5 separate regions of the Homo sapiens genome follow, and all the other regions are linked to region 2. The links are chromatin contacts, found by Hi-C or POLR2A ChIA-PET in ENCODE. All regions are on one chromosome and are shown on one strand. Each heading gives the region's core, a stretch centred on a gene start or an enhancer-like site at or near the end of the contact. The rest is flanking DNA. Distances are from core to core; before and after follow the strand shown. Region 1 holds the start of HINT2 (histidine triad nucleotide binding protein 2). Region 2 has its middle 71 kb from the start of RNF38. Region 3 overlaps PAX5 (paired box 5). Region 4 holds the start of MSMP (microseminoprotein, prostate associated). Region 5 overlaps ZCCHC7 (zinc finger CCHC-type containing 7).

Evidence for each region. Hi-C counts contacts between places; a loop is a spot of excess contacts on that map. ChIA-PET counts read pairs that join two places held with the same protein, here RNA polymerase II (POLR2A). Pooled maps may share reads with other maps.
Region 1: a pooled map shows a loop between it and region 2 (6-fold over the local background). The contact joins the promoter of HINT2 here to the enhancer-like site in region 2. A Hi-C loop is called at or near these places in 2 of 37 single-sample maps with no recorded cell type and 9 of 50 pooled maps. POLR2A ChIA-PET finds 5 or more read pairs at or near these places in 1 of 52 experiments (activated T-cell).
Region 3: a loop to region 2 is called in a pooled map, with 3 times the contacts of the local background. The contact joins two enhancer-like sites. A Hi-C loop is called at or near these places in 2 of 37 single-sample maps with no recorded cell type and 3 of 50 pooled maps.
Region 4: a pooled map shows a loop between it and region 2 (2.3-fold over the local background). The contact joins the promoter of MSMP here to the enhancer-like site in region 2. A Hi-C loop is called at or near these places in 6 of 50 pooled maps. POLR2A ChIA-PET finds 5 or more read pairs at or near these places in 2 of 52 experiments (H1 and endothelial cell of umbilical vein).
Region 5: a pooled map shows a loop between it and region 2 (4-fold over the local background). The contact joins two enhancer-like sites. A Hi-C loop is called at or near these places in 1 of 37 single-sample maps with no recorded cell type and 2 of 50 pooled maps. POLR2A ChIA-PET finds 5 or more read pairs at or near these places in 1 of 52 experiments (H1).

Annotation. Positions count from the first base shown.
Region 1 is chr9:35,813,214-35,816,483 of GRCh38, forward strand. It overlaps HINT2 (histidine triad nucleotide binding protein 2), which reads right to left and starts at 1,829. Exons shown (of 5, transcript NM_032593.3): 1 at 1,686-1,829; 2 at 431-571; 3 at 232-336; 4 at 53-125. The coding sequence starts at 1,766. FAM221B (family with sequence similarity 221 member B) reads right to left here. Exons shown (of 7, transcript NM_001012446.4): 7 at 3,178-3,270. RefSeq lists silencers at 1,642-1,961, 2,292-2,471 and an enhancer at 2,022-2,201.
Region 2 is chr9:36,469,104-36,472,522 of GRCh38, forward strand. It overlaps a transcript of RNF38 not described here. Among named protein-coding and RNA genes, the nearest start is that of RNF38, 71 kb to the left of the region's middle. Within about 2 kb of position 2,013, at least 30 of the 41 ENCODE cell types and tissues checked have a DNase peak (open chromatin) inside an H3K27ac peak, as active enhancers do; they include endothelial cell of umbilical vein, where a contact is called at or near this core.
Region 3 is chr9:36,991,971-36,995,428 of GRCh38, forward strand. The region is part of intron 5 of PAX5 (paired box 5); the gene reads right to left. Among named protein-coding and RNA genes, the nearest start is that of PAX5, 41 kb to the right of the region's middle. RefSeq lists enhancers at 1,681-1,730, 3,041-3,200, 3,231-3,290, 3,341-3,410. Within about 2 kb of position 2,046, at least 4 of the 41 ENCODE cell types and tissues checked have a DNase peak (open chromatin) inside an H3K27ac peak, as active enhancers do.
Region 4 is chr9:35,752,799-35,756,019 of GRCh38, forward strand. It overlaps MSMP (microseminoprotein, prostate associated), which reads right to left and starts at 1,478. Exons shown (of 3, transcript NM_001044264.3): 1 at 1,202-1,478; 2 at 862-970; 3 at 192-482. The coding sequence starts at 1,331. The coding sequence ends at 302. RGP1 (RGP1 partner of RAB6A GEF complex) reads left to right here. Exons shown (of 9, transcript NM_001080496.3): 9 at 1-3,221. The coding sequence ends at 76. RefSeq lists an enhancer at 92-1,291.
Region 5 is chr9:37,300,692-37,303,800 of GRCh38, forward strand. It overlaps ZCCHC7 (zinc finger CCHC-type containing 7), which reads left to right. Exons shown (of 9, transcript NM_032226.3): 3 at 1,497-1,540. Among named protein-coding and RNA genes, the nearest start is that of LINC01627, 93 kb to the right of the region's middle. RefSeq lists an enhancer at 1,801-1,850. Within about 2 kb of position 1,765, at least 5 of the 41 ENCODE cell types and tissues checked have a DNase peak (open chromatin) inside an H3K27ac peak, as active enhancers do.

The sequences.
Region 1 (3,270 bases), core at 579-3,078, 660 kb before region 2:
AAGTAGGAATGAGAATTCATAGGTGAGGGACCAAGGGCCAAAAGTCACTCACCAAGTCGGTATCCATCTCCCAGGCCCTCAGCCTTTGCTGTCTGCTTGGCCACAAGGAGTAGGTGTCCTAGAAGCTATAGAGAGAGCGGAGGGACATAGGTGGCTTCATTCATAGGGAGCAAGACCTCTAGCTGGGTCCAGGGGCTCCTCCCAGCCAAACCCTGGCCCTGTTCTTCCCACCTGCTGGTCTTCTTCTTCAGCCTGGCTAATCCGAGGAATGGGCTTCTTAGGAATGACCAGGAAGTGCACAGGAGCCTGAGGGGCCACATCACGGAACACAAGACACTGGGGGAAGTGACAGGCCAGAGGCCACGTTACTTCAACAGGTTGGATGGTATCTACAACATTCCTAAGGGGATAGGTCCTAAGAGCACCCCACCTGCTGGTCCTCATAGAGAATGTCAGCTGGGAGGCTCTTGTCCAGGATCCGGGAGAAGATGGTTGGGGCTGCTCCCCCAGGAGTTGCCTGCTGGGCCTTGGCCACTTCATTCCCATCAGTCACACCTGCAGCTCCTCGGACCTGAAGGTGGATCGACCATATTCAAAGGAGGGAGCTGGCAGAAGCTGGGCTCTGATAGTTGTTAATTTCGTCCTTCTAATAACCTATTCATCGTTCCCACCCAGGAGGAAAGTTCCTGAATTTCAGAGCACCAGCAGCAAAGGGTAGGGCCAGAAGGTGCTGGACCTGGTTAGATAACAGGCGGTATTATTATCAGGATTCAGCAGTGCAATTGATTCCTGCTCATGTGTCCACGAAATATAGCACTGTTTAGGGAAAGGATCTAGAATGAGAGACTGGGGATTTTGGTCTCAGTTCCTACCTTACCATACCACTGAATTACCTCAGATAAATTCCTTCTCTCAGCTTCTAATATAAAATAAAGGGATGGTTTCCATAATCTCTTGCGATGGCTTGAATCTCTTTCCACTCTCACCTTGTTAGTACATTTCCACTTATTTCCGTTACTTGTTTTCTGATCTTTAAGCCTTGTCGCCTGTTTTATTTAAGTTTTAATGCAATCGCCCTGTTTGACACTAGTTGACCCCTCATCTGGGTGTCACATGTGACTCTGTGAATTTTAACTCTTGTCCCTTGAATGAGTGGAGGTAAGAGTTCAGCTAAGTGACCTCTGCTCCCCTAGCCCCAGGGAACTTCGGGTAAGGGATTCAGAGAAGGCTGATGTCATTGCATCACGTTGGGGGAGAACGGGACGGAATGAATTCTCTGACCTCCGAGCCGCTTCTGGCAAGTGCAGAAGAGAGGTTAACACTAGTGCTCATTAGGAGGCCAGAAGCCTGAGGAGGGCAGAGCACTGGCTCCAAGAAGAGAAAGCTCATTTCCTGCAGGGGGCATCGGGCCAGCTGGGCTGCAGGCAGTGGAAAGAAGGCGGCAGCCGCTGCACTGACCCTGTCCCGACCTCGGCGCCCCGGCCTGCGCAGGGCGGGAATCAGCACCAGCTCGTTCTCCGGAGCCACCAGTTCGACCTCACCACACAGCCCCGGAGCTTGTGCCTCGGAGGGGCAGAGGCCACAGGCAGGAGCTCTGCGCGGCTCTGCGCGCCTTCGGGACCCCCTGGCCCCGGATGGCTTCGGAGCCCGCAGGACCCCCTACTCGCTCCCGCGCCACTTCTCACCTGCCCCCCGCGCACCCCCGTGGCCGCCACGGCTCTGCGCGCCGCGCGCAACCCAGCAGCCAGCACCACGGCTGCCGCCATCTTCCCTGAGCCGCGGGAACCTCTCACCCGGGTCAGCACTCGGCTCCGCGGCCGGCCGTGGGTGGGGACTCCGGGCGCGGGGAAGCGGGGTAGTGGCGGCCGGGCGAGCCCTGCTACCCCATTGGAGCGCGCCTCTGAGCACGATTCACCCCATTGCCTCTGCAGCCACTTTGGAGGCGGGCTCTTTTCATCTCATTGGCTGCTTCTACCAACGCGAGGACAATTTTCCATTCCATTGGTTTCGTCTTCTAGTCCGTGTGAACGTTCTTTTCCCATTGGATCCCCTTACTAGTTTCTCTGTGAGAGAAACTTCCACTCCATTGGAAGGATTAATGGAGCCTGGAGGTGGGATTTTCTCCTAGTTGAATCTGATACACAACTCTGGCTTCTAGGTTGCGGCTCCCGAGTGGGTGGTTCTTTTCGTTCTTGGTTCGTCCTCTTCAGGTCTGGTTCCTATTGGTGCGCGGGGAGAAGGGGGCGGGGCTCCGCCACCTGCTGCAGAAAGGGCTGTTTTAGACCCTCTCACCGCTTTGGCCAGGAGGAGGGCGGGGCTCTGAGGGCATCCGGCGCTTATTGGCTCCAAGAACCACCCGGGGTGGGGCTAAAGGTGAACGGGGATGAGGTGTGTTTTTTTGTGTTTGTTTGTTTGTTTTAACTGGCGGGGCTGATGCGCAGCATTTTCTCCACAAGGGCAGTTTCAGTCCCTTGAGCATTTTGGAGATTTTAATGTACTTATCTAAGGGAAATTCTTCCTTAATTCTATGTTCTTGTTAACGCATTCACTCCATAGATTAAAAAGTCTGTGGTTTTTGCATTTTTTTTTTTTGAGCAGGAGGAGATAAGAGTGTCCTATATTTGCCGCACAAGAATTATAATAAGCAAAGGAGTATGTATTCATTGTTCTTTTCTAATCGGAAAAGGTGTGTGATACAGTTAGCTCGGTGCCTGGTGTTTTCTTTTTTTTTCTTTTTTTCTTTTTTCTTTTTTTTTTTTTTTGAGACGGAGTCTCGCTCTGTCGCCCAGGCTGGAGTGCAGTGGCGCGATCTCGGCTCACTGCAAGCTCCGCCTCCCGAGTTCACGCCATTCTCCTGCCTCAGCCTCCCGAGTAGCTGGGACTACAGGCACCCGCCACCACGCCCGGCTAATTTTTTGTATTTTTATTAGAGACGGGGTTTCACCGTGTTAGCCAGGATGGTCTCGATCTCCTGACCTCGTGATCCTCCTGCCTCGGCCTCCCAAGGTGCTGGGATTACAGGTATGAGGCACCAATAAGTCAGGTTTGCACTGCTGGAATATATATTTTTGACATAAGAAACGTGGGGTCACAAAATACTAATATTCTCAGACGCTAGGTAAGTTTTAGTCTGATATCACATAGGACAAGTTACCACTGTTTCTTTGGTTTTTCTTTTTTTCTTTTTTTTTTTTTTAAACACATGACCTGATACATATAGGTGGTCAGTAATTGTTGAATGAATAACATTTGGTGTTTCCTGTCTTTTTT
Region 2 (3,419 bases), core at 763-3,262:
TCCATCTCAAAAAAGTAAAACCTTACACAGAAACCTGAAGTCCCACCCTCCATAATCCTGGATCCTTCTCTCCAGAAGTAATCATCTTTGTTATCAGTTAGGTGGGGTTTACTGTTGGCCCTTTCTATATAGAGAGAGAGACATATCACAGTAAAATACAGAGAAGTGTTTTATGGAGTGCTATTCATTTAACATGAATGGTATTACTCTACTACTTTGTTCAATCTTTTTTTTCCCCCACTATTTTCAGTTCAGTTAGAAAATAATGTTCAAGGGCCAGGCACAGTGGCTCACACCTATAATCCCAGCACTTTGGGAGGCTGAGGTGGGCGAATCACCTGAGGTCGGGAGTTTGAGACCAGCCTGACCAACATGGAGAAACCCCATCTCTACTAAAAATACAAAAAATTAGCCAGGCGTGGTGGCATATGCCTGCAATCCCAGCTACTCGGGAGGCTGAGGCAGGAGAATTGCTTGAACCCGGGAGGTGGAGGTTGTGGTGAGCCAAGATGGCGCCATTGCACTCCAGCCTGGGCAACAAGAGCAAAACTCCATCTCAATAAAAAATAAAAAATATATATAATGTTCAAAGCCTGGTGCGGTGGCTCACACCTGTAATCTCAGCACTTTGGGAGGCCAAGGCAGGTGGATCACTTGAGCCCAGGAGTTTGAGACCAGCCTGGCCAACATGGCGAAAACCCGTCTCTACTACAAAATACAAAAAATTAGCCGGGAGTAGTGGCACCCACCTGTAGTCCCAGCTACTTGGGAGGCTGTGGAGGGAGGGTCACTGGAGCCTGGGGAGATCGAGACTGCAGTGAGCCAGGATCATGCCACTGCACTCTAGCCTGAGTGACAGAGTGAAACCCTGTCTCAAAACAAAAACAAAGAAAAAGGAAATAATGCTCAAGAAGCCAGGATGAGATGGATGGGCTTGATTCTCCTCGGTTGTTTCTACTCCACCACAGTGGCTCTCAGAACACACCCTGCCCTTCATGTGCATTAGCATCACCTAGGAACCTGTTTAAAATGAAATCTGCAGGCCCCACCCAGTGAGGTGAATCAAAAGCACTGGTGGGGGTGTCCAGCTTTTAAAGTCTAAGAACCACTACTCTACCTCCTGGTACTCAAAACTTTCTTCACCATCACCTGATGCCTTGCCAGAAATCGGCATTTTAACAAGATCCCCCTGGTCTACCTCAGGGCCACAAACCATAAGCCCCAATCCATAATGCTTCGCACCCATCCACACAGTGTCTGAGTGGTTTCTGGGAATGGGAAGTAGGGGAGGCCCACTGAAAGAGCAGTGGTTTTTCTCTCTTTGAATATGAATCTATCACTTACCAATCCTGTGGGAAAAACAGCACTGCATGCCCTAGTTAGACAAGAGTATGTTGTGTGTGTGACAGAAAGCACACAACTACCATTAAACTGCCATGGAAATTTATTCCGCTTAGATGTCACTGTTATGTTATAAGCTATTTTTCTTTTAAAATAAGGGAATTTCAATTTTAACCCCAGGCATAATAAAATTAACAAGATTGTCTAACCTTTGTTTGTATTGCTAATATTGTAGCAGGAATCTGTCACCTTAAAACAAACCAACCAAGGGGATATACCTTACCTTCTCTGCTCGAACAAGGACACCTTCACCAACATCTAGCCCCCACTTCCATGCAGCAGCCCCCATCTCCATACAGCATGGAGGAAGGAAAACTATTTCCAGTATTCCACCTTTAACTTCCTGCTGCCTCCCTCAAAGACTCATAGATTTTATTTCAAAATCTGAACCCGAAGGCCCCTAACTCCATCTCTCCCTTTGCTTCTCTCTCATTTTCCTCCACTGAGACTTCTCTGGTCTGTGGTACTGCAAACATGTCGGCTCTTCCAGCAAATCTACAGGTGAACTACGTACATATTTATGCCTAAGAATTGTACTGTCTCACTGCTCATTCCAGCTTGACTCAGCCTAACACAACGATGTGCTTTTTTAAGGCACTTCCAGTTTCACTTCTAGCTCCTACCAGGCTTCCGCCCCGCCCCAATGCAACATAGCCCCCTCAGTTTCCCAGACCCAGGAAGTAGCAAGGTCAATTCTGTGAGGCCCATATCCAATTTGACTTGCCTCTCTCTTCTTAAAGCAATCTTGGAATTAAAATTTCTAAAGCCCCCTTTCAATTTAATAACTTTTCTTCCATAGAAACAAGAGGTTTTAATCAAGCCTTAAAAATAAATTTGAGCCTTGTGTTTTTAATCACATAGCATTGGGAAAAATAATATAACTATTCTACCAAATTTCAAAAGGAAACATGTTTACATCTCAAATGTGCTACAAAAAGATCCTGGTATGGTAAAACTAGTTTGATTTCGACTCCCACCCCAACCTTTTTTAAACTTCTCCAACACAGTTCCAGAATAACTTGTCAAAATCACTTCTGAAGCGGTAATCCCAGCTACTCCAGAGACTGAAGTGATCGCCTGAGCCCAGGAGTTCCAGGCCAGCCTGGGCAAAATAGTGACTCTTATCTCAAAATAACAAAACAAAACTCACCCTGTCAATTAGACTCAAAAGATGTATAGTACTAACTAAACATTCCAGAGTCAAATTGTAACTTCAGTTTTTATCTCAACACAGAATTTATGAGTTGCACATAAATTTACTTTACTTCTTTTTAGAAATGGAGTCTTGCTATGTTGCCTGGGATGGTCTCAAACATCTGGCCTCAAGTCATCCTCCCACCTCAGCCTCCCAAGTAGCTGGGATTACAGGTGAGCCACCGCATCCAATTTACAAATTCACTTTAAAAAGTCAAATCTTTTCACTTCTTGCTTTGCTTCTTGGATTTGTTTGGGGAAGAGGAATGTTTCTTTTTTTTAGCAAATAATGGTAGCTTTTACTTGAAGCTTTAAAATATCAATTTTAAAAAAACAATTTTAAAATAACAATTTGTTTTCAACTATATATGCAGTTTTAATAAAAATATTAGATAATTCGATTACAAGAGTTCTTGACTTACATTCCTGCCATTAGCAAAGACAGTCAACAATGTCTTAAGAGCCACCAAACATATCAATCTCTAGATATGGTCTAAACCTAAGGTTATTTTAAAAACTAAGAACAGTGAGTGTGTAGAAACTCTTCAATTATCTGGATTAATCAGCTTTTATCCTGCCTGTATAGAATCAATGTCTTCCTCCTATGAATTCCACAGTTTAGTAATTATGAAAGGCAGAGAATTCATTTTTCCTTCCTAGGTATCCATAAACCAAGCTTCTCTAACCCATAGCCCAGGATGGCTTTCAATGCAGCCCAACACAAATTCATAAATTTCTTCAAGTGTATTTCATGTGTGGTCCAAGACAATTCTTTCAACATGGCCCAGAGAAGACAAAAGATTGGACATCCCTGGCCAGCAGTT
Region 3 (3,458 bases), core at 796-3,295, 520 kb after region 2:
TCTTGTTCTCCCTCTCCCACAGTTTATTCTAACACAGGGATAAAATGCCCCAAGGAAGGACTAACACAAATGTTAATTTGTACTAATAAAAATGAAAACTAGAAATTTCAAAGTAAAATTAAACACATGCGGGCACACACACACCTCGCCCCCACCCCCCAACCCTCCCACACACACACATGAGTCAACCAGAAACATTCCAGAAACACCCAGAAGCCCCTGTGGAATCAGAACAAAAATCTCCCCTTTGTCAACTGTCTTTTAGACCTGCTTTTCCTCAAATGCCAGGAGTCAAGATAAATACCAAACCCACTTCTTTATTTTATTTTGTTTCATTCCCAATCAATAGCATTGCTAGGTTTTCTTCCCATCAAAAATATGCCCCAGATGGGGTCTCCAGGTGGCTGCAGGCTAGTACAGAGCTAAGCTGGATGGGGAGAATAGGCAGGGTTCTGAAACACTCACTCCCCAGGCTCTCGGGTGGCACGAGCTGGCTGCTGCTGGCACAGAAGAAAGCCTGCTGGAGGGAAATCAGACCTCAAGCCCTACCAACAATCTGCTGGGAAGGGGAGAAGGCTCGGTAGCTATGTCTTTCCGTGGGAGCTCAACCTGGGATAGAAGCAAGAAGCACTACATACATATCCCAATCGGCTAGTGGAGGATTTCCAAAACCCAGTGTGTCTTGTCACTCCCTCCTCAGCTCAAAGACCTGCCATGGCTCCCACTGTCTTAAGGAGCTAAGAACAGGAGAAATGACTGATGACACCTTTCTTTTAACTGAAACCACTTAATTGCTCACCTTATCTATATGAGTGATAAGTAGGCAAGTTCAGACTTTGCAGCAGCCTGAAGCAGAAATTTTCAAAGTGTAGTCCAGGGAGCCCTGCCAGGGTTGGAAGAAGGGGTCCCCAAGATACTTTCAGGTGATCTGTGAGGACAAAATTATTTTCATTGTTTTTTTATTTTACTTTAAGTTCTGGGATACACGTGCAGAATGTGCAGGTTTGTTACACAGGTATACATGTGCCATAGTGGTTTGCTGCACCTGTTATTTTCATATTAATGCTAATGTGTGATTTGTCTTCTTCACTCTCATTCTCTCACGAGTCTACAGTGGAGGTTTTCAGAAGCTGTAAGATGTGTTCCATCACAACGGAGTGAATACAGCAGCAGCTATGAGAGTCCAGCTGTTTTCTATTAAGCCAGACACTAAAGGGATCTGCAGAACTGTAAGCCAATGCCATTCATACTAAATTTTGGGTTTGGAAGATTCGGTTCTTTCTTATTTCAAAAATATTATTTATGTTACTTGTTTGTTACTGTTATTTTTAATAAATAAATATTTTAAACTTTCATCCATTTTAATTAACCCTCATAAACTAAAGCTCCTTGAAGTCCTTGATAATTTTTAAGAGTTTAAAGGGACCCAGGACCAAACATTTGAGAACTGCTGCCCTACAATAATGCCAAGAGGACTTGAGATGGAACCAGGAGAAACTCAAAATTTTGGTGCCAGAAAAAAACCTCAGCAATTCATTGATCTCCTGTTTTAGATGGAAAAACTGAGGCCCAGACAGAGAAAGGGACAGGAAGAAGGGACACAGCAGGGGCAGGGGTTTGAAGCCTTGTAAATTCTCTGACCCACAGGCTATGCAGCCAGGGATTAAACCATATTCCCAAGCCAGAGAGAAAGGACTGTGGGATTCTCTTCCCCATGGGGCAGCAGGGCATGCAGGGTGGAGAAAGCCAAGGCCATTTCACCTCAAGTTCCAGACCGCCTTGGCAGGGGACTGCCCACAGCAGATGAGACTATATCCCCCTCCATCGGCCCCACCACTCTTTTACTGGTTGGCCCCCAAACTGATTCCCTGAACTGAGATCCCCACATGGCAGCACCCTGCCCTCTCCCATACCCCCAGGGCTCTCCCGAACACCAGTACACCACCCCATGGGAAAAGGAACTGGGGGTAAGAGGAGGGGGAGGGGCTGGGGCAAACCAGGTGCACAAACAGAGAGGGTGGGGGTTCAGCGGCGTTGGCTCTCACGGGGGCTCTCGCTCACTGAATCAAAGTGAAACTTGGGGACCCAGGAGCGAGGAGGAACCGAAACCTGAGCCCCCACCCGTGGGACAGGCCCTGGGCACTAGGGAAAGGCCCCAGGAGCCCCTCCAATTGGCCACCTGGCCTCAGATGCCCTGCGTTACCACAGAGGCCTCCAGCAGTTGTCTATCTGGGTCTCAGCTGAGGTGCCCACAGCTACAAGATCAGGACAGAGATCACAGGGGAGAGTGGCCCGCCAGGCAGGGAGATGGAAACCAGGTCCTCACCATCTCTGCCACTAACTGCCCCCTGCATACCCTTGGGCCAAGCCTGCGCCCTCTGTGCCTGGACTACCCTACCTGCAGGGTATAGAGCACATGACCTGCCAAGGAGTGTGGCTGCTTGGCCACTGCCCTAAGTTCTTGCCTCCGCTACCCTACCCACCTCTGGCCTGTAAGCCTGACTACCCACTTCCCTGACCACACACATACACGCACGCACACTCGGCCCCACCGGCCAGTTCCAGGATCTGCCTCCCATTAGCTTCAGCTGCCACAGGCAGAGACTGAGCCAAACTGGTTTCTTTAGAGTTCATGCTAAGACTCCAGAAGCTCAAAGACCTTCAGGCCAAGGAAAACAGAGCACAAGTGCCGAGAGCAACTTGAGCGGGGAGCGCATGAGAACTCGGGCCCAGCAGCCCCAGATGACTGTTGCCTTGTGGGTTGCCAGGCTGCCAGCTGCCCCAGGGTTGCCAGATCTGATTTTTCTTCCCCAAAGAAGCCAGGCATCCATCCATACATGAAATTTCCTGATTTTGCAATGTTGGTAACTAATTCAAAATCATCATCAATACAGGGCAAGCCAAGGAAAGCATGGCTACCAGGCTGCCAATTCCCCCCTGGGTTCTACGTGATGCCCCCACCACGACCACACCCCAGCAGAACCTTGGTCCTGACTCCTTCCTAGACAAAAAGAGAACTCAGGTAACAACCCACCTCTCTACATGAGGGGACATGTAGACACCTCTCTACATCCAGGGGACAGCACACAGAGGGCCAGGGAGGGGACCTGCCCTTGGAAAGCCCCAGCAGAGGCCAAGACAAAATGGTGGTAACCTCCTTCCTGCCCCCAAAGCCACACTGGGAAAAGGAGATGGAGAGGCTGCCTGTTCACCCATACTCCACACTGGACCCTAAAGAATCCTTGGGTCTCAGCCAGTTGTGAAGGACCAATGACCCAACACTGGAAATCCCCACAGGGGAGTGGGCTGGTTCCAGAAAGCCAGGCCAGGTCCAGGCTCAAGGACAGCATTCCAGGTGGCAGGCCCTGAGTGGGCAATGGCCTGGAGACGGGAAGCTGAGCCAACACACAGGGACTGGAGGCACAGGAGGAATGAGCAGGAGGAAAGGGAGGCCCGCG
Region 4 (3,221 bases), core at 228-2,727, 720 kb before region 2:
CAAGGTGCTGCCTACTAGCCCCACCCTGGCCTCATATGCTGCCCCAGGCCCCAGCACCAGCACCATAACCATCTGAAACTGGCCCACCCTGGTGCTAGTTCCTTCCGGATACTGAGAACTCAGCACCTGGACTCTAATGGGACCCACTTTTTCCACCTGGGGTCCAATGTCGTGGACAGTGAGAGTCGGGCTTTCAGCTATAGCATTAATTTATTTGTTCAGAATACATTGGCAGCTGCTAGTGGTTTCCCTGGAAGTGGCAGCAGCAGTGAGCAGTCAGCAGATGGATGATCAGTTGAGTTTAGCTGGAGTGGGGAGCAGGAGCCCCAGGAACAGGGGTGTTGGCTGAGCCCCATTCTGGGTCAGGCCCTCCCCCTTTGCAGGGCAGCCGAGGGTCAGATTTTTGCACCAAGGAGAACTGGCAGGTTCCTGCCTCCTGACGTACCTCACACCCAGCCGGGAAGTCGATGGGATGCTGGGACCTGGGGAACCAAGGATAGGGGAAGGAGTCAGCACAGTGAAAGGCTGCCTTTATCCCTGCCCACATGTTCCCTCTCTCACAGTTTTCCCCCCACAGAGCCCCTTTCAGTGGCCCCTTGGTCCTCCTAACTAAGCTGTCACCTACCATATGTGGGCCTTTTTGTTTTATAACAGGAGTATTTTCTCTCCAGGTCCACCCCAACCTCCCCTGATTTATAGCCTGAAGCCTTATCTTTCACACTAGTGTTGGTCCCTTCAGGTTTGGCCCATCTTGTATTGCTCTTCTGTTCATTCTTACATCACAGCAATCTAGTCACTCCCTGGTCATCCCTCAGTCACTCATATCAGAGTCATTCTCTCTGGCCATCTTTGGTCACTCACGTGTCACAGCAGCCCACGCCAACAGGATGCAGACAGGTGCAATGGAAACAGTCCTTGCGGAGCCAAGACTCACCCAGGGTAAAATATTTCCCCTCATAGTGACAGGGGGCTAGGGAAGAACGGGAAATGTTAGTAGGTGTAGGAGTGCTGATGAGAGGCAGAGGCTCTTCTGGTCTGGGGTGGAGACAGTAAGTACGCACTATCCCCGTATTTAGTTTGTCTTTCCTGTTTCACAGCTGGAGGAAGCCTGGGTATTTTGACACGGGATCATCTGTAAGGCCCCATCCTCCCTGTGCCCTCTCTGCTGCTCCTCCATTCCTAACGCTTCACCCCACTTTACCTTGAGCTTGGAAGTAGCACTTGCTGTAGACTCCTGGGTGCTGGAGGAGTAGAGACATCACCAAGCAGATGATCCCCCAGCCTCCTAGGATCCCCTTGGCCTGTCCAGCCCAGAGCATCCTTAGGGCCATTGCTGCTGCACAGCCCTCTCAGACCCTTCTTGGCCTCTGCTCAGCTACTCTGGTCTTGACTCCTTGACTTTGCTTTGCGTTGCTCCTTGAGTCTTAGTTTCTGTCTTTCTCCCCTGGGCTCCTGTCTCACACTATCTCCCTGCCCTCTGCTCTCACAGGCTGGGGATGTTTATAAAGTGAGGACCCTGGCCCCCTGCTGAGTAGAGCTGGAAAAGTTGTAACTCTGTTTCCTGAGGTGAGGGCATGAAAACAAGAGGTCTAGCTTTAACAAGCTGTGAGAGCTGATTCATGCCCCGGCACAGCTAGAGGGAGGGAGGTGGCCATGGAGGGGGCACTGGACTGGGCACTTCCCCAGCAAGGAGGCAGGAGGGGCGAGGGCCCCCAGGTGGTCCCCAGATCTCTTCCCTGACCTGGAGAGAAGGAAGCATTCCACCTTCCCCCTTTCTCCCCCACTGCCACCACCAGGGGTGTGTATGCTGGGATCCCTGCCTGGACCGGAGGGAGGCATTTCCTGGGGATGGTTAATCCTGTGCCCCAGCCAAACCCAGGAGCTGCAATAGGGTGCGACGGCCAGAAGCTCCAGGAGAGTGAGCAGGCACCTGGAGTGGAGACTGTGTTTCCCTCAGATCCTAGGGCAGGGTTTCCCTAATGTATCCAAGAAATAGGGCTGCCCCTCAGAGATGGTGGGGAGGGTCTCTTTTCCTCAGGCATTCCAGAGGTGAACTGTCCATTGCTTATCACCTTCAAACATACAGCAGATGTGGGATCACCCCACATCTGGGGATGGTTCTTTCCCCTTTCAAAGAGGAGCATCTCTAAGTGCCCTGATGGGATGAATCACTCCAGGTTCACAGAGGTGTCCTCTCTTTCCTCCCATATATAATGGAGTGAGGTTTTTAGGAATTTATCATTTGGCATCCTCTGAGTTTCCCACAGGTTCTGGAGGAGCCCAGGATGGATTATTGAGAGCATGGGCTGTAGAGACAGTCTTCTTGGATTCAGATCCTGACTCCACTTAGCTATGTAACCTGGTCAGATTACTTCACCTCTCTGAGCCTGTTTCCTCATCTATAAATTGGGGATAGTAATGCCAACTCATTGGGCTGTTATGAGGATTACTGAGATAATGCGTGCAGTGCTCTTATCACCATCTCTGGTGCGTAAGCGTCAGGAAATAGCAGTTGCTGTGATTGGGGCTAAAGCTCTGAGGCAAAATGGGCGACATTATTTTCTTTGAATGACATTAAGCAGTTTGTGCATAGCTGAGGGCTTCTATTGGGGATGGCTGTCTCCTGGCATAGACCTCTGCACCTTTCACACTCATACTCCTTGTCAGCAGTCCCCAACCTTTTTGGTACCAGGGACCGGTTTTGTGGAAAACAATTTTTCCACCAGTGGATGGAGGGGGATAGCAGCGGGGAGATGATTTTGGGATGAAACTGTTTCATCTCAGATCATCAGGCATTAGATTCTCATAAGGAGTGTGCAATCTAGATCCCTTGCATGCGGAGTTCACAGTGGGGTTTGCACTCCTGTGAGAATCTAATGCCTCTGCTGATCTGCCAGGAGGAGGAGCTCAGGCGGTAATGCTCACTCGCCTGCCGCCCACCTCCTGCTTTGTGCTCCCGCTTCCTAACAGGCCACAGACTGGTACTGGCCTGTGGCCTGGGGGATGGAGACCCCTAATCCATGTCACCTTTCCCACCTCTTTCAAAAACAGGTACCTCCAGGAACATTTTGGTTTTGGCCCTTGTATTGACTTCTGAATGTCTAGTTTGAGAAACTGTTCCCAATAAGCCTTCTTCCCCCAGATCTGCACCCTCGCCTCTACCCTAGGACAAGATGTCCTTTTCTCATCATCCTGCCAGGCTAACTTTAAGTCTCCTGCTT
Region 5 (3,109 bases), core at 515-3,014, 830 kb after region 2:
TGTGTTTTTGAGATAGAGGAAAGTAGTAAGGTAGGAGGACAGAGGAAATCTTAGCTTTAAAGGGAGAAAAAGATCTTTCAGTCCTTTTGTCAACACTTTAGTTTCTGCATTAGTCATAGGTCCCTTCCCCCTTGGCCATGGGTGGACCAAAGGAATAGCAGCCATTTGCACGTTTGTGAAAGGACAGTGGAAAGAAAAGAAAATAGCTGATACAAGAAAATGTGGGAGATTATTTCCCCCACTAGGTTTTTACAGTTGTATTTTTAGATTAATCAGTGGTTTCTGGATATTTGGCCTCCTTTTTTTTCTTTTATTTTGCTGTTTTTGATGTTATAAAATACAGTGCTAAGAACCTAACCCTATTAGTGAGATATTATTCAGAGTCTAATTTTTTTATTGTTATAATGAAAGTCATGTAGAATGCAAAGCTAGTGGACACAGTTAATACTCATATTTGGTAGAAATACTTTTCCTCTACCAAGCTGAGTTCAAATTGTGGGCCTGCAAGTTAACTGATACTGGACAGGTTAACTGGAGAAAAGATAAGGTTTATTCACACTTGAAGGAGCACTCAATATCAGTAACTCTGAAGAAGAGTTTAGAGGGTTATAGAAGTAAGGGGTTATGCCTCTTGCTGTGGCACACCACAGATGCCAGCACTTTGGGAGGCTGAAGTGGGTGGATCTCTTGAGCTCAGGAGTTTGAGACCAGCCTGGGTGACATGGTGAAACCCTGTCTCTACCAAAAAAATTATAAAAATTAGCCTAGCGTGGTGGCAAGTTCCTGTAGTCCCAGCTACTCAGGAGGCTGATGTGGGAGGATTGCTTAAGCCTGGGAGGCGGAGGTTGCAGTGAGCCAAAATGGTACCACTGTACTCCAGTCTTGGCAACAGAGCAAGACCCTGTCTCCAAAAAAAACAAGAAGTAAGGGGCTATATACCAACTTAACAAGAGGGGGTAGCTTAGGGAGTCAAAGGACAGAAAGATCTCATTTACACAATTTTTTTGTTATGTCTCAGTGCCCAGTGTCAGTCATCTCCCTCCTGTGGATCCTCCTGGAGGTGTGAGAGGGTTGTGACAGCTGCCTCAGTAAAGCTCTGCTTTAGTCAGATAAAAGAAGTTAAGATTTCATTCTGCATCTGCTGTTGTATTTTTGGGCCCTTCACTGATTTTTTTTTGTTTTAATATTTGTATGTAGTCTGATGCTTTTCAATGTATTTTCACATACCTCATTTTATTCTCACAGGACTTTTTAGGCAGACAGGGAAAATACTATTATCCCATTTCACAGGTCAGAAAACTGAGACTCAGAGAGGTTAAGTATTTGTCCAGGGCCACATAATTAATAACAGAGCCAAAATAGGAATTTCAGGTATTCAACATTTCTCAGTGTACCTTTGGGGTCCAATTTGAGTACTCATAAATTGTGTAATCTATTGTCAATCTATAAGTCCTTTAAAAGTGCCACGGTTAAGTAATAATTTATTTGTTTTGTAGGAGAAGATGGTATAAACTGGTCCATCAGTGACAAAGACATTGAGGTAAAATCAAATTGTTTTTAAAATTCAGAATAATAATTTCCTTTGCTTCATAGTTTATTATGATAACTTTTGGAACATTAATAAGTTTAAGTGGCTTATAAGAAAACATTTGATTTTAGCATATGAGTGATTTAACTCTTCAGAAACTTGGTTCAGCCTTGAGTTTTGTCAGTGAGTTAATAGCTGTAATCATCCAGTCCCCTTTCCCTTTCTGTTTCTCTCCTGCGGTGAGTCCTCTCAGCCCATATGGCCTGGTACCACTAAAAAGATCAACACCGGAAATAACTGCTTCTTCAGTGTAAGGAAATGGTTAGTCTATTTTTAGGATGTGGCAGGTGTTTGTCTTTGTCGATTATTAGCCTTAATTGTGGCAGATGCTACAAAAAGAGAATAATTTTATAACTTGGTTTTGGGAGATAGCTAGATTGTACTTACATGTGGTCCACTTGGCCAGTTCAGCAAAATAACAAATAAAAGATGAAAACTTTTTTAAAGATGGAATTCTACCAAACAAGCTAAAGCATGGTTGGGATTTACAGTTCCTCTTTAGATATTCCATATGATATGCATTGTTGGTACTCTCTTACAAGATCCTAGATTTAGATTAGAATATGGGACAGTTAGAATTGGGTCACTCTGTAGGCAGAATGGATCTTAAAAGGATTCCAGTGGAAAGAAATTATCTCATTCCTTTATTTCTATAAAGGAAGACTGGATTATCAGTCTTTTATTATCATCCAGTCTTGTAGGCAGTAACCCTGTGCTGTTCAAAAGAATGGATATATTGGGTAGCTGTACTAACTTTACAAAAGACAAAGTCATAAAAACACCATTCCCTAACTCAAAATTTAAGTAGCCCTCCCATTCAGAAAAACATGGTGTACATTCAGTTATAGAAATCAGCAGTGGCTGGCCGGGCGTGGTGGCTCACACCTGTAATCCCAACACTTTGGGAGGCTGAGGTGGGTGGATCACCTGAGGTCAGGAGTTCGAAATCAGACTGGGCAACATGGCGAAACTCCTTCTCTACTGAAAATACAAAAATTAGCCAGGTGTGGTGGCGGGCGCCTGTAGTCCCAGCTACTCGGAAGGCTGAGGCAGGAGAATCGCTTGAACCCAGGGAGGTAGAGGTTGCAGTGAGTCGAGATCACGCCACTTCACTCCAGCCTGGGCAAAAGAGTGAAACTCCGTCTCAAAAAAAAAAAAAGAAAGAAAGAAAAGAAGTCAGCAGTGGCTTTGACTGAATGCTACCGCGGTGTCTAAGTGATGCATGTCAGTACCCCTGCTCGATCTGAAACATAAGTAGAGAAAGATTAAAAAAAAAAAATCACATGGAGAAGTATAAAAGACTCAGCAGGCGGGAGGGGCAGACAAAAAGCAGTAGAGTTACCTTTATGGCACCTCCTTTTATGTTTTTCTACCTCTTTTTTTTTTTTTTTTTTTTTTTTTGAGATGAAGTTTCACTCTTGTTGCCCAGGCTGGAGTACAATGGCACAATCTCGGCTCACCACATCCTCCGCCTCCCAGGCGCAAGCGATTCTCCTGCCTCAGCCTCCCAAGTAGCTGGGA